Linked DNA regions of Homo sapiens: regions 1 and 3 are each linked to region 2. A link is a contact called in ENCODE Hi-C or POLR2A ChIA-PET data. All regions are on one chromosome and are shown on one strand. Each heading gives the region's core, a stretch centred on a gene start or an enhancer-like site at or near the end of the contact. The rest is flanking DNA. Distances are from core to core; before and after follow the strand shown. Region 1 holds the start of MPEG1 (macrophage expressed 1). Region 2 holds the start of PRPF19-DT (PRPF19 divergent transcript). Region 3 has its middle 19 kb from the start of INCENP.

Region 1 (3,773 bases), core at 643-3,142, 1.7 Mb before region 2:
TGACAGTATTGGTGGCAGCCTGACTCATGAGGGGTGGCCGGGTGAAAGGTGGGAGCCTGGCAGGGGGCAGGGACCCTCCTGTGAAGAGCCCGGATTTGACGCAATAGGACACTTGGCATCCATCGCTGATGAGGGCTGGGTGCTGGCTGAAGCCCCCGGGGCACTTTTTCAGAGACGGTGCCCCTAAATCTCTGGATATAGCAGGATCTACCAGGGGGTTCCCAACTGTGCAGCTAAAGAACCCGCCAAAGGGGACCGCAAACCTGCTTCCCAACTCATAGTCCTGAGAAACACATACCTTGAGGTTTTCAAAGAGTCTCAGTGGAAAGTAGCCGGCTGGGCATGACTGTGCATTTGTCATGGGGTTTATGCTCTTGCTGCTGAAGAGGCCCCCAAAAAGCAGTCCTGAGTTTTCAGGTACTTGGCTGCTGGCCACACACCAAAAAGCCCTAAATTCAGCTTTTGCCACCTGGAACACATCTTCACACACGGTCTTGCAGAAGACGAGGAGAGTGCACTTTCGATGACACTCCAGGTGGTTGTAACCCTCCTCGTGGATCTGGGATAACAGGTGCACCGGGGAGTAGCCAGAGGGGCAGGAGAAATCACCAGTGAGTGGATTCTTCTGCTCCAACTTTTGGCAGAGGAGGACATCCCTATTCCCTGAGAGCTGAGTGCATTCCTGATAAACCCCACCGAAAGAGAAGTTGGTCATTTTCCCCTCGCAGGAGCCATCATCCGTGTTGGCCTGAAAATTGAAGTTGGGAGAATTGAGATCTGTGCAGCCAGGGTAGGTGTTGAATGTATAATAGCGCTTCACAGCAGTTTCCACTGTCTTTGACACCTTCTTCACCAGGGGGCCTGGCAAGTCAGGTAGCATGTTGGGGTTGATGAAGAAATGCAGCGGCAGGCCAGAGCGGTCGATGGCCACCAGGTGGTTGGTGATACCCTGCTGCCAGGCCTGGAGGGTGATGCCTGGGTAAAAAGGAACCCCTCCAATGCTCTGCACCCTGGAGTTGGTTCGGTTTGAGAGGTAGCTCTTGGTGAGGACATTCTGCGAGGTATAGTTTTCCTCAAATTTGAAGTTCACGGTGTTTTGAAAGGCAAGTCCAGCAGAGGCGGTCACGGCACTACGACTGCTCTGGCTGTCTTGGAGGAAGGAGGCCCTGAGGTGGTCCTCCTGAATAAGAGCAGCCCCAGCGTCGACACTGGTGGTGACGTGGGTGCCATAGTTGAGCACCAGGAGTTCTGCCAGGTAGGTGGCCATCCTCGTCTGGTTGTTCTCTAGACGGTCAGAGATGTCAAGGAGTTCCTTCCTAAAACCTGAGCTTAGCTCTAAAGTTGGGTTGATTTTGACTGTGTAGACGAGGTTTCTTACCTGAACTCGGGTAGTTATAGCTTGGTCCTTCACTTGGAGGGTCTTCATCCTCTGGAACTCAGTGGAAAACTTGCCATTGACTTTGGAAAAAAGAGAGAGTTCTGTGTTGATGGAGTAGGAGGTGCTACTCTGGTAATTTGCCCAGGATTCCAGGATTTCTGAGTTCATCTCCAGGTTGCTCTGTTTCTGGGGAATGGTGAAGATTTCATCAGGGATGATATACTGTCCATCCTCTGTTGTCCTGCAGTTGGAGTAAGTCAATTCCATAACTCGTCCCATGTCCACATTCCGCAGATTGTCCCAGCCCCCTCCAGGTAGGACTTCCAGGACAGGTAGTTTCAAGGCATTCTTGCATTTTTGAACTCCAACTTCGTCCATCTCTCCCGAAGGCTTGCCTGATTTAGCCCATGCTGCCGCTGCCCAGAAGAGGATGGTGGCCCTGAAGTTGTTCATGGCTCAGACAGCCCCAGCCACTCACCAGCCCTACACAGCGGCCAGCAAGCTTTGGGCAAACTAAGATGGAGAAAACAGAAGCAGATGATGAAGCGGAAAACTCATGAGTTCTCTAAAAGCTACAAGTTCCTCTTTAAGCTAATTTAATGACAAAATGGGGAAACGAGAGTTGGTTGGAATATTAAAGACCATCAGGTCTTTGAAGAATTTATGCCGTACTAAACATGCAAACACACCCCTACATGCCTAACAGGTAGCTATCCTAATTTTTCCCCCAGCTCTGGCTGGTTACTCTGCTGCAGGGGTGTGCACTTAGAAAAAAATCCCGACCCCACACCCTACTGCTTCCTCCACCAGAAAGTTTGGCTTTGCTTTTTGCTCATTCTCTTGGACTTGATGTTTCATATTTTCCCTGACTGCTGTCTCTTGGGACTCCATTATCAGTTTTCTTTTACTATAAATGCAGAGGCAAATGACCACACCACCCTTACTGAAACACCCTGGCTCCACCATACCTATGCAAGCTGTTAGTCAAGGCCAACCCTGGGTTTCCTCTTTGCCTGAGGGTGGAGGCTGTTTCCACAAAAGAAAGGAGTGAAACTCTTGGACACTTGTCCTGTGGGTTTCACTGTTATGAACCATAGCAATTCTGTCTTTGGGGATGGCATTGTCTGGAGCACAGCTGACAGGGCCTGAAGAGGATTCGGTTGCAATATGCTGGGAAACCCCAATTTGCATTGTCCTAAGCATTCAAAGCGAGGGCAAGGAACTCCTACACTGTGTTGTTTTCATTCAGATAGAAATGTTCAAGACAAAACCACACTATTATCTAGATTTTGATTTATCAACAGCAGACAGGGGCCAAGGAACATATGTGTATGTGTACACACATTTATATATCCTCTGTGTGTGTGCATTTTGTATGAAGTTGGTACCTGTTATACCTTTAATTTTTTGTTCCATTGCTAAGTGTGTGTAATCAGTTTAGGTGGATAAAAAAGAATGTGGCTCTTCACTACCCAATATTTTTTCTAAAAGCAAAAATTCATTTGCTATATCATTAGAAGAATATAATTACATGAGTTTCTTTTCAAGTTCCAATGCCAGCTCTATTAGAGCCCATAATTTAAAACAATGGTGACAGGTTTGATTGAAACCCAACTCTGTTAATTCTTTGGGACAATTAGGCTATGTCTTAGTATGCTTAGTGGTAGCCAGGGAATCCAGAGGACTTAGTGAAGCTCCCAGTTGCATCCTTAACATTCCCAAGATTATACCATGAACTAGATACAGTACTGAGACTGAAAAAGTCATGTTGCAATTCACAGGTATCACTACACCATCACCTGTATGCATCCTGGAAGGAAGGTTCCAAGGAGTTGAATTCCTCTGTTGGTTATTAATGCAGCAAAGAAGTGTTTTTAGAAAGAATGAGGCTAGTTATCTTGCTTCCCAGGCTGGGCTTCACCAGTTATTATCAAAACCATGATGGTGTTCTATAAATCTAGAAATACTGCATTCCGGGTATATTTTTTTTTCCAAGACAGGGTCTTGCTTATTGCCCAGGCTTGAGTGCAGTAGCTATTCACAGGCATGGTCCCACTACTAATCAGCATAGGAGTTTTGACCTGCTCCATTTCCAACCTGGACCCGTTTAGCCCTCCTTAGGCAACCTGGTGATTTGCTCCAAGGAGGCCACCATATTGATGCTGAGCTTAGTGCAGACACCCAACTGGCATAGCACACTACAGCCCAGAACTCATGGATTCAAGCAATCCTCCCACATCAGCTTCCCAGGAATCTGGGACTGCAGTCATGCACCACCACACCTGGCCATTCTGGTTCTATTTGTGCCACAGTTATCATGCTTCTGGGAAGTGACACCAGCCACCTAAGAGGGATTAATTTATGAACCAGTGCCTAGTCTGTATTTGGCTAAAGA
Region 2 (3,682 bases), core at 835-3,334:
ACAGAGCTTCCCATGCCTTCCCTGGGCACCCCACCCTCCAGGAACCCCCACATGTTCTGCTATACAGAAGCTCTTTGAATCCTGTCCTTTTGTATTTTTATGAAAACTTCATTACAAAGGCATGATTCAATAAATCACTGGTCACTAGTGACGACTTCAGTTCCTCTCATTTCCCCAGGTAAATGGGGGGTAGGACTGAAAATCCCAACCTTCTAATACCCTTTAGTCTTCCTAGGTGACCAGTCCCCATCCTGAAGCTATTGAGTCTACCAGCTACCAGTCAACTGATTAGCGTACAGACACTTATCACCTGGAAGATTCCAAGGAGCAAAGTGGCAATCGCTACAATAAAAATATTTAAAAATATTTACATGGCACATTTGCATGGCACATTTCTATGTGCCAAGCACAATTCTAGGCATACAGTACAGTAATTCATCTTCACAACAACCCGCAATAGAGGTATCATTTACACTCTTGCCTGCGTAGACTGTGCACCCCTTGAGGATAAGGATTACAGCTGGTCTCTCACTTCCAGTACAATGCAGATGCCCCCAGGGCACTCGGTAAACATCTAACAAATGAGTGAACCATGCCAGGAAGGATGGTGCTGGGGAACGTAAAAGAGAGCTTCCCGAAGATTGGAAGGAAACAATAAATGTGAAGGTACTTTGCGAGCTGTAATTTCTTCAAAGTGAGGGATTCCTTTTCCATCATTTCCCTTCCTTCTTCCCCCTCTTTGGATCAATGTACAGGTTCTGAGAAGAGAAGGAAGTGAATAGCAAAAGGGAGGGGAAACGAGTAATCTGATGAAACAACGAAAAGGGAAAGGAAAATGTCTGTACGTCATGATAAAATATCAAAGGGAAAGATAGTGGAAGGTATGAAAAAAGCATGGATTCAGGGTCCAAGATCCGTGTCACCTAACTACGTCACCCAGCTCTGCCACTGACTAGCTACGCATCCTTAGATAAGCCCCGCTCTTCCTGCGCCTTGCATCCTCATCTGCAAAACCAGGATCTTTATTTCTCCTTTAGGGAATTCTTGTGAGGATAAAATGAGATCATAGACTTGGAAGCGCGTTGTAAACCAATAAGGGCTTATAAATGTGCGCTGTTTTTATTAGTCATACAGTGTAAGGCTGGGAGCCAGATACCTGGCTGCCAGCCTTGCCTCTACCTCTAACTCATCATGTGACCTTTGCAAATTGCAAAAGCTCCGACTATCCGAGCGAGGCCTCGCAAAACATCCACTGCAATGCTCTCGATTTTGCAGATGGGGAAACCGAGGCCCAGAGCCTTGAGCCAATTCATAAAGCCAATGGGAGGCGGACCCTGGACAAGACCTCGAGTTTTCTGACTCCTACATTAAGGCTGCTTCCCTTGCACCAGCTCTCTCTGTCCAGACCTGTTTCCACTCTGTAGAATGAGGCGACCGGCCTCAGTAATGTCTGCGACAATAAACCTCAGGCACTATGTAAACTGCGGGGCACTGCGCAAATGCACCCCGCTCCGACGGGGGGGGCTCCGGTGCTGACAGGCCGCCGCTCGGCCTCCGGAGCGCCCCATTCCCGCCTCCACCCCGGCCCGGGCGCCGCAGCGGACCGCACACGCTCCCGCGCCGCTCTCTGGCCTCCTGAGACCCGCGCTTGGCCGCAGCCAACACTCACTGGAGCAGATTAGGGACATGGCGCCGTCACCGTGCTCCGAGGCGCCACACGCCGGGCTCCGGGACTAGCTTCTGAGCCTCCGCGAGCCACTTCCGGTCCCCCGCTGCTGCCGGGACTGCTCCGCGGCGAGCTGGGAGCCGCCAGCCGAGCGATGCTAGCGTAGCGCTTCACGTGGGAATGGGGACAGCCGCGCGCCACAGCCTTCAGCACCTAACGGAAATTGCCCTTTCCCAGAATGCAGCCGGGCAGGAAAGGGCCCGCCACGAACACTCGGTTATTTCCGGATTGACTCGGCTCGTTCCGTAAAGCGCCGGAGGATTGGCTGGGGCGTCGGGAGAGAGGAGGCTCGAAACTACATTTCCCATGACGCAGTGAGAATTTAAAACCAAAACAATTGGACAGCACTTGTTTTGACAACTGTGCGGCACTGTGCCACGGGACCCTGGTCTTTGAAACCTTGGCGTGCGCGAGAATTTCCCAGTGAGTTTGTTAAAATGCAGATTCCTCGGGTCTGCGTAGACAGACTGTGCCCCACGCTTTTCTAAGTCAGTTGTTTCTCGGGCTACCCTTTAAGAGACACTGCTGGATGGCCTGGTGAAGAAAATACAGAAACAGATGGGTACAAGAACTAAGAAAACGGCTAAGAAAGTGTTTTGGTCCTGACTACTACCATTTCGCTCTGTGATTTGGGGCAATTCACATTGCCCTTTCTTCTTTGTCAAAAGACAAAATCACAACAAACTTAGTTCAAAGATTTTTTTTTTCTTAAGAGACGGACTCTGGCAATGTTGCCCAGGCTGGAAGGCAGTGGCTATTCACAGGTGCGGTCATAGCAATCATGGCTATCACAGGTGCATCCTGGAACTCCTGGCCTCAAGTGATCCTTCTGCCTCAGCCTCCGGAGTAGCTGGGACTTAAGGTGCGATTCTATAGAATTGGGCAGTGCCTCATACTATAAAATATAATGGTTGTTCCAATGAGCTGAACAGGAGAACTTGGTTTTATAGACAGAAAAGGACTGAGGAAAACAGGAACAGAGAACAAAAAGCGGATTGGTCATTTGGTAATTTCAAAATTACTTTTCTTGTAAAGGTTAAAGTGGAGGGGACTTATCATGCCACCTAAAACTTGCCTGTTTGGGAATTTAGCTCCCCCCTACACACACACACACACACACACACACACACACACACATACACACTCAGAAGGTCGTAAAGATCTTCGTTTCAGCTTATTGGCGTGGAGCTTCAGCAGGACTAACTCTTTTTAGCTTGGTCTGTTAGGCCTAGCAGAAGAGCTCAGTCCAAACCAATGGCCTCCTATAAATTTCTTTATTTTGTATTTTGGATTTTGTATTTTCTATTTCTCTTCCAGCTCAGATAGTGTATGATTCTTTGTGGATATCTGTAAGATAAGATACTCTCAGGAATCATGCAAAAGACGTGGTGTGGACTGTAAGGTATCAAGACAAAAGGGCAGGATGAACAGGATGTGAGTGAGAGGGACTTTGACAGGTGGGCAGTATTCAGAGGAGAAGGAGAACGAAAGGCATTCCGGAAGAAGAAACAACGTAAGCAAAAGCTTGGAGAGAAAAATAAAAGTTACAGGTACAAAAGGCAATATGGCATAGTGGCCAAGAGCATGGACTCTGAAGTCAGACTGTGTGCTCAAATCCTAGCACCACTCAGGTGATTGGCAGTATGAACTTCTCTATGCCTTAGTTTCCTCATCTGTAAAACAGAGGGAGTGATGACAAGGGTAGAACTAACTCACTGAACTCTTATGAAGAGTTAATATGCAAAAGGGCATCTCATCTCTGTCTTGCACCAACAAAGTAACTTCCCACTTGTTCCTTGCTTCCAGCCTGGCCTCCTCCTCCTAATCTACTTTCCACAGAGCAGACAGTGATCCACTTTGAACGAAATATCTATTCATGTTATTCCCCAGGCATTTCATTCATCCAACAAATATTGATTGGGTGCTTCCTATGTGCCAAGCCCTATTGTAAAAACT
Region 3 (3,895 bases), core at 1,001-3,500, 1.2 Mb after region 2:
ATAAGACTGAGTAAACAAACTATGGCAGTGAGATGCCAAATTCCAGGCTGACTGGCATAGCATGACATGACAGATGGCAAACCATGAAGGAAATAAAAATATTTTAGTCCAAAATAGATGTCTTTGAATATTTTGGAATGGCCCTACAAAGCTGTCTTTTGGGGTGGGGGTGGGATTTGCATCTGCAGAGAATTTTCATCAATGCAGCCAGGCCTTCCCTTTCTAGGCTTTTTCTGGACCTAGGAAAGGCTAAATTAGGGTCTTGACACCTTTAAGATCTGAAAAGAGACATTCACCATCTATTCTATCTGAGGGCTGCTACCTAGGAGGCTTCATCTACATAACAAGAATCTTGGCCTCCACAACCCACCTTATCTTATTGCAAGCATTTCTTTCTACTGAGACAAAGCTTAGCTCTTTCAACCAATTGCCAATCAGAAAATCTTTGAACCTACCAATGACCTATAATAGAGGCCCCACTTCAAGACATCCCACCTCTTTAGTCTGTATACACTGATTTATGATTTTACCTAAAATTCCTGTCTCCCTAAAATTTATAAAACCAAACCATAACCCAACAACCTTGGGCACATTCTCAGGACTTTTTGAGACTGTTCCCCAAGCCATGGTCACTCGTATTGGCTCAGAATAAACCTCTTTTAATATTTTAGTGTTTGGTTTTTCTGTTAACACTCTGCATACAACAACTGGGTCTCCCACAATTTAATTCAATTTGACACTACCCAGAGTTAGGGGAGACCCCACAGGTTAGGAGCTTACTTCCCACAAGACTGTTCCCCCTTCAGATGATGACACAAGTAGTGGGTCCCCAGGTGACCCACAGTTCCGTCTGACATGGCTATAAATCAAGGGTTCCCCTAAGCCCCCTTCATGTTCAATAATTTGCTATAACAGCTCAGACAACTCAGGGAAACACTTTACTTATGTTTACCTGTTTATTATAAAGGATACAAATGAACGGTGAGATGAAGAGGTACACAGGGCAGAGGTCTCTGGAAGGGTCCCAAATGCAGGAGTGTTTGTCCCTGTGGAGTTTGGAGTGTGTCAACCTCCTGGTTCGTGGATGCATTCACCAACCTGGAAGCTCTTTGAACCCCATCTCCATCATTTAGGGTTTTTATGGCAGCTTCATTACATAGGCATGATTAAGGAAAACACTGATCGTGAGTGATTCACTACATCTCCAGCCCCTCTCCCTCCCCTGAAAGTCATGGGGTGGAACTGAAAGCTTTAACCCTTTAATCACGTCTTGATCTTCCTAGTGATGGTATGATGTGGCTGTGTCCCCACCCAAATTTCATCTTGAATTGTAGTTTCCACAATCCCCACATGTCATGGGAGGGACCTGGTGGGAGATAATTTAATCCTGGTGGTGGTTACCCTCATGCTGTTCTCGCAATAGTGAGTTCTCACGAGCTCTGATGGTTTTATGAGGGGCTTCCCTCCCACCCCCTCGCTCTCATTCTTCTCCTTCCTGCCGCCATGTGAAGAAGGATGTGTTTGCTTCCCCTTCTGCCGTGACTATAAGTTTCATGAGGCCTCCCCAGCCCTGTGGAACTGTGAGTCGATTAAACCTCTTTCCTTTAGGCCAGGCATGGGGGCCGAGGCAGATGGATCACTTGAGGTCAGGAGTTCAAAACCAGCCTGGCCAACATGGCGAAACTCTGTCTCTACTAAAAATACAAAAAAATTAGCCAGGCATGGTGGCAGGTGCCTGTAATCCAGGCTACCTGGGAGGCTGAGGCAGGAGAATTGCTTGAACCTGGGAGGCAGAGGTTGCAGTGAGCCGAGATCGTACCACTGCACTCCAGCCTGGGTAAGAGAGGGAGACTCCATCTCAAAAACAAACAAACAAAAACCACCAGCAACAACAACAACAAAACACCTCTTTCCTTTATATAAGTTACCCAGTCTCAGGTATTTCTTCATAGCAGTGTGGGAATGAACTAATACAGGTGACTACTCACATGTGGCAAATGCAGACAAGGGCACTCTGTGCTATTGGGATGCTGAGGTGGGGGTGTGATAGGAGTTTGGCAGGACTTGTTTCCCAAGACATAGGTCACAAGGACCCCCCTGATAAAACAGGATGTGGTAAAGGAGCCAGCCAAAACCCCCCAAAACCAAGATGGTGATGAAAGCGACCCTTGGTCCTCTCACCGCTCATTATACACTAATCATAATCCATGATTTGTCCATGGTGAAGGAAACTCCCACCAGAAACACGACAGCTTACATACGCCATGGCAACATCCGGAAGTTACCCTATATGGTCTAAAAAGGGGAGGAACTCTCATTTCTGGGAATTCTCTGACCTTTTCCTGGAAAATTCATGAATAAGCCACCCTTGTTTAGCATGTGAGCAAGAAACAAACATAAAAATAGCAACCTGCAACTCTCACGGCTGCTCTTCCGATGGCATAGCCACTCTTACTCCTTTACTTTTAAAATAAACTTGCTTTCACTTTACTCTGTTAACTCTTGAATTCCTTCCTGTGCAAAGCCAAGAACTCACGTCGCCTCCTGGGCTGAACTCCAATGTGGGGGTTCACCCTGTGACAGGTGGATGGGCTGGAGTCCAGGAGTTCGGGTCCAGCCTAAGCAACATAGTGAGACCCCCCATCTCTATTTTTTTCTCAGACAGTATAAGAGACAGATGAAGCAAAGTGCATAAATGGCTGTGAGGAGCATGTGGTTTGTCAAAGCTGGAACTTTATTTACAAACAAGTTCCAGCATTATCTGAGTGGGTGCTGCTAACAATTATAGCGTGTTCTTTCAAACTGCAGACTGGGATTAGACGGTTTGCCAAAAAGCCACTGAGTACATCAAAGCGAGAATTCTGAATTCTCCATTTATCTTCAGATTTATCACTCCCTCCCTCTGTGCCCTTCTCTGCATCTGCTGTATGTGAGTATGGAGAGTCCACACAATTCAGTCTGTACCAGTGGTCTAGGTTTTCAACTACATCTCATTGGTCAAGCATGTTTGCATTCACAGAAGGAACCCTACCCCCATTTTTGTTTTCCTGTTTTATTTTTAGTACATTTTAGGCCTTAAGAATGTAGGGTTTTTTTGTTTGTTTTTTTTTCCTATGAGACGGGAGTCTTGCTCCATAACCCAGGCTGGAATGCAGTGGCATGATCTCGGCTCACTGCAACCTCCCCGTCCCGGGTTCAAGCGATTCTCCTGCCTCAGCCTCCCATGTAGCTAGGAATACAGGCATGCACCACCATGCCTGGCTAATTTTTTTTTTAATTTTTTTTTTAATTTTTAGTAGAGACGGGGTTTCACCATGTTGGCCAGACTTGTTTTGAACTCCTGACCTCAGGTGATCCGCCCACCTTGGCCTCTCAAAATGCTGGGATTACAGGCATGAACAACCATGCCTCACCAATAGTGTTTTATCATACAGAAATAGAAATTACAAATCTCTCAGGAAGTTCTTTGGAAGTGCAGCTTTAAAGACATACTTTTTGACCCCCACTGTTTTCTTTTGCCCAGCTTGGATATGTGTTCTGCCTTCATTGTCTCTTCAAGGAGGCATTCACAGGCAGCAGAGCTCTTTTGTGGAGGAACTTTTATAACATTGTCAGTTGCTTTAAGCAGACGTTCTCAAGGCTGATCTGTAGGCTGGATCCAGTGGCTGACAAGGATTTTACTGATTTGTACAATACGAGAAAAATAAGAACAATGCAATGAGTTTTTCATAAAGGAATTTTTTTTTTTTTGAGATGGAGTTTCACTCTTGTCGCCCAGGCTGGAGTGCAGTGGTGCAATCTTGGCTCACTGCAAACTCTACCTCCTGGGTTCAAGTGATTCTCCTGCCTCAGCCTCCTGAGTAGCTGGGATTATGGGTGCCCACCACCATGCCTA

The links. Hi-C counts contacts between places; a loop is a spot of excess contacts on that map. ChIA-PET counts read pairs that join two places held with the same protein, here RNA polymerase II (POLR2A). Pooled maps may share reads with other maps.
Region 1: a pooled map shows a loop between it and region 2 (10-fold over the local background). The contact joins the promoter of MPEG1 here to the promoter of PRPF19-DT in region 2. A Hi-C loop is called at or near these places in 4 of 37 single-sample maps with no recorded cell type and 4 of 50 pooled maps.
Region 3: POLR2A ChIA-PET joins it to region 2 with 10 read pairs in naive thymus-derived CD4-positive, alpha-beta T cell. The contact joins the enhancer-like site here to the promoter of PRPF19-DT in region 2. A Hi-C loop is called at or near these places in 1 of 168 maps with a recorded cell type or tissue (CD4-positive, alpha-beta T cell). POLR2A ChIA-PET finds 5 or more read pairs at or near these places in 1 of 52 experiments (naive thymus-derived CD4-positive, alpha-beta T cell).

The regions. Positions count from the first base shown.
Region 1 is chr11:59,211,035-59,214,807 of GRCh38, forward strand. It overlaps MPEG1 (macrophage expressed 1), which reads right to left and starts at 1,893. Exons shown (of 1, transcript NM_001039396.2): 1 at 1-1,893. The coding sequence starts at 1,831. It also overlaps the pseudogene RN7SL42P. RefSeq lists an enhancer at 1,870-2,069.
Region 2 is chr11:60,904,695-60,908,376 of GRCh38, forward strand. PRPF19-DT (PRPF19 divergent transcript) reads left to right here and starts at 2,085. Exons shown (of 2, transcript NR_186697.1): 1 at 2,085-2,149. PRPF19 (pre-mRNA processing factor 19) reads right to left here and starts at 1,891. Exons shown (of 16, transcript NM_014502.5): 1 at 1,670-1,891. The coding sequence starts at 1,688. RefSeq lists a silencer at 1,484-1,583 and enhancers at 1,523-2,110, 2,224-2,343.
Region 3 is chr11:62,103,006-62,106,900 of GRCh38, forward strand. No RefSeq gene overlaps it. Among named protein-coding and RNA genes, the nearest start is that of INCENP, 19 kb to the right of the region's middle. RefSeq lists an enhancer at 70-571. Within about 2 kb of position 2,251, at least 11 of the 41 ENCODE cell types and tissues checked have a DNase peak (open chromatin) inside an H3K27ac peak, as active enhancers do; they include CD4-positive, alpha-beta T cell, where a contact is called at or near this core.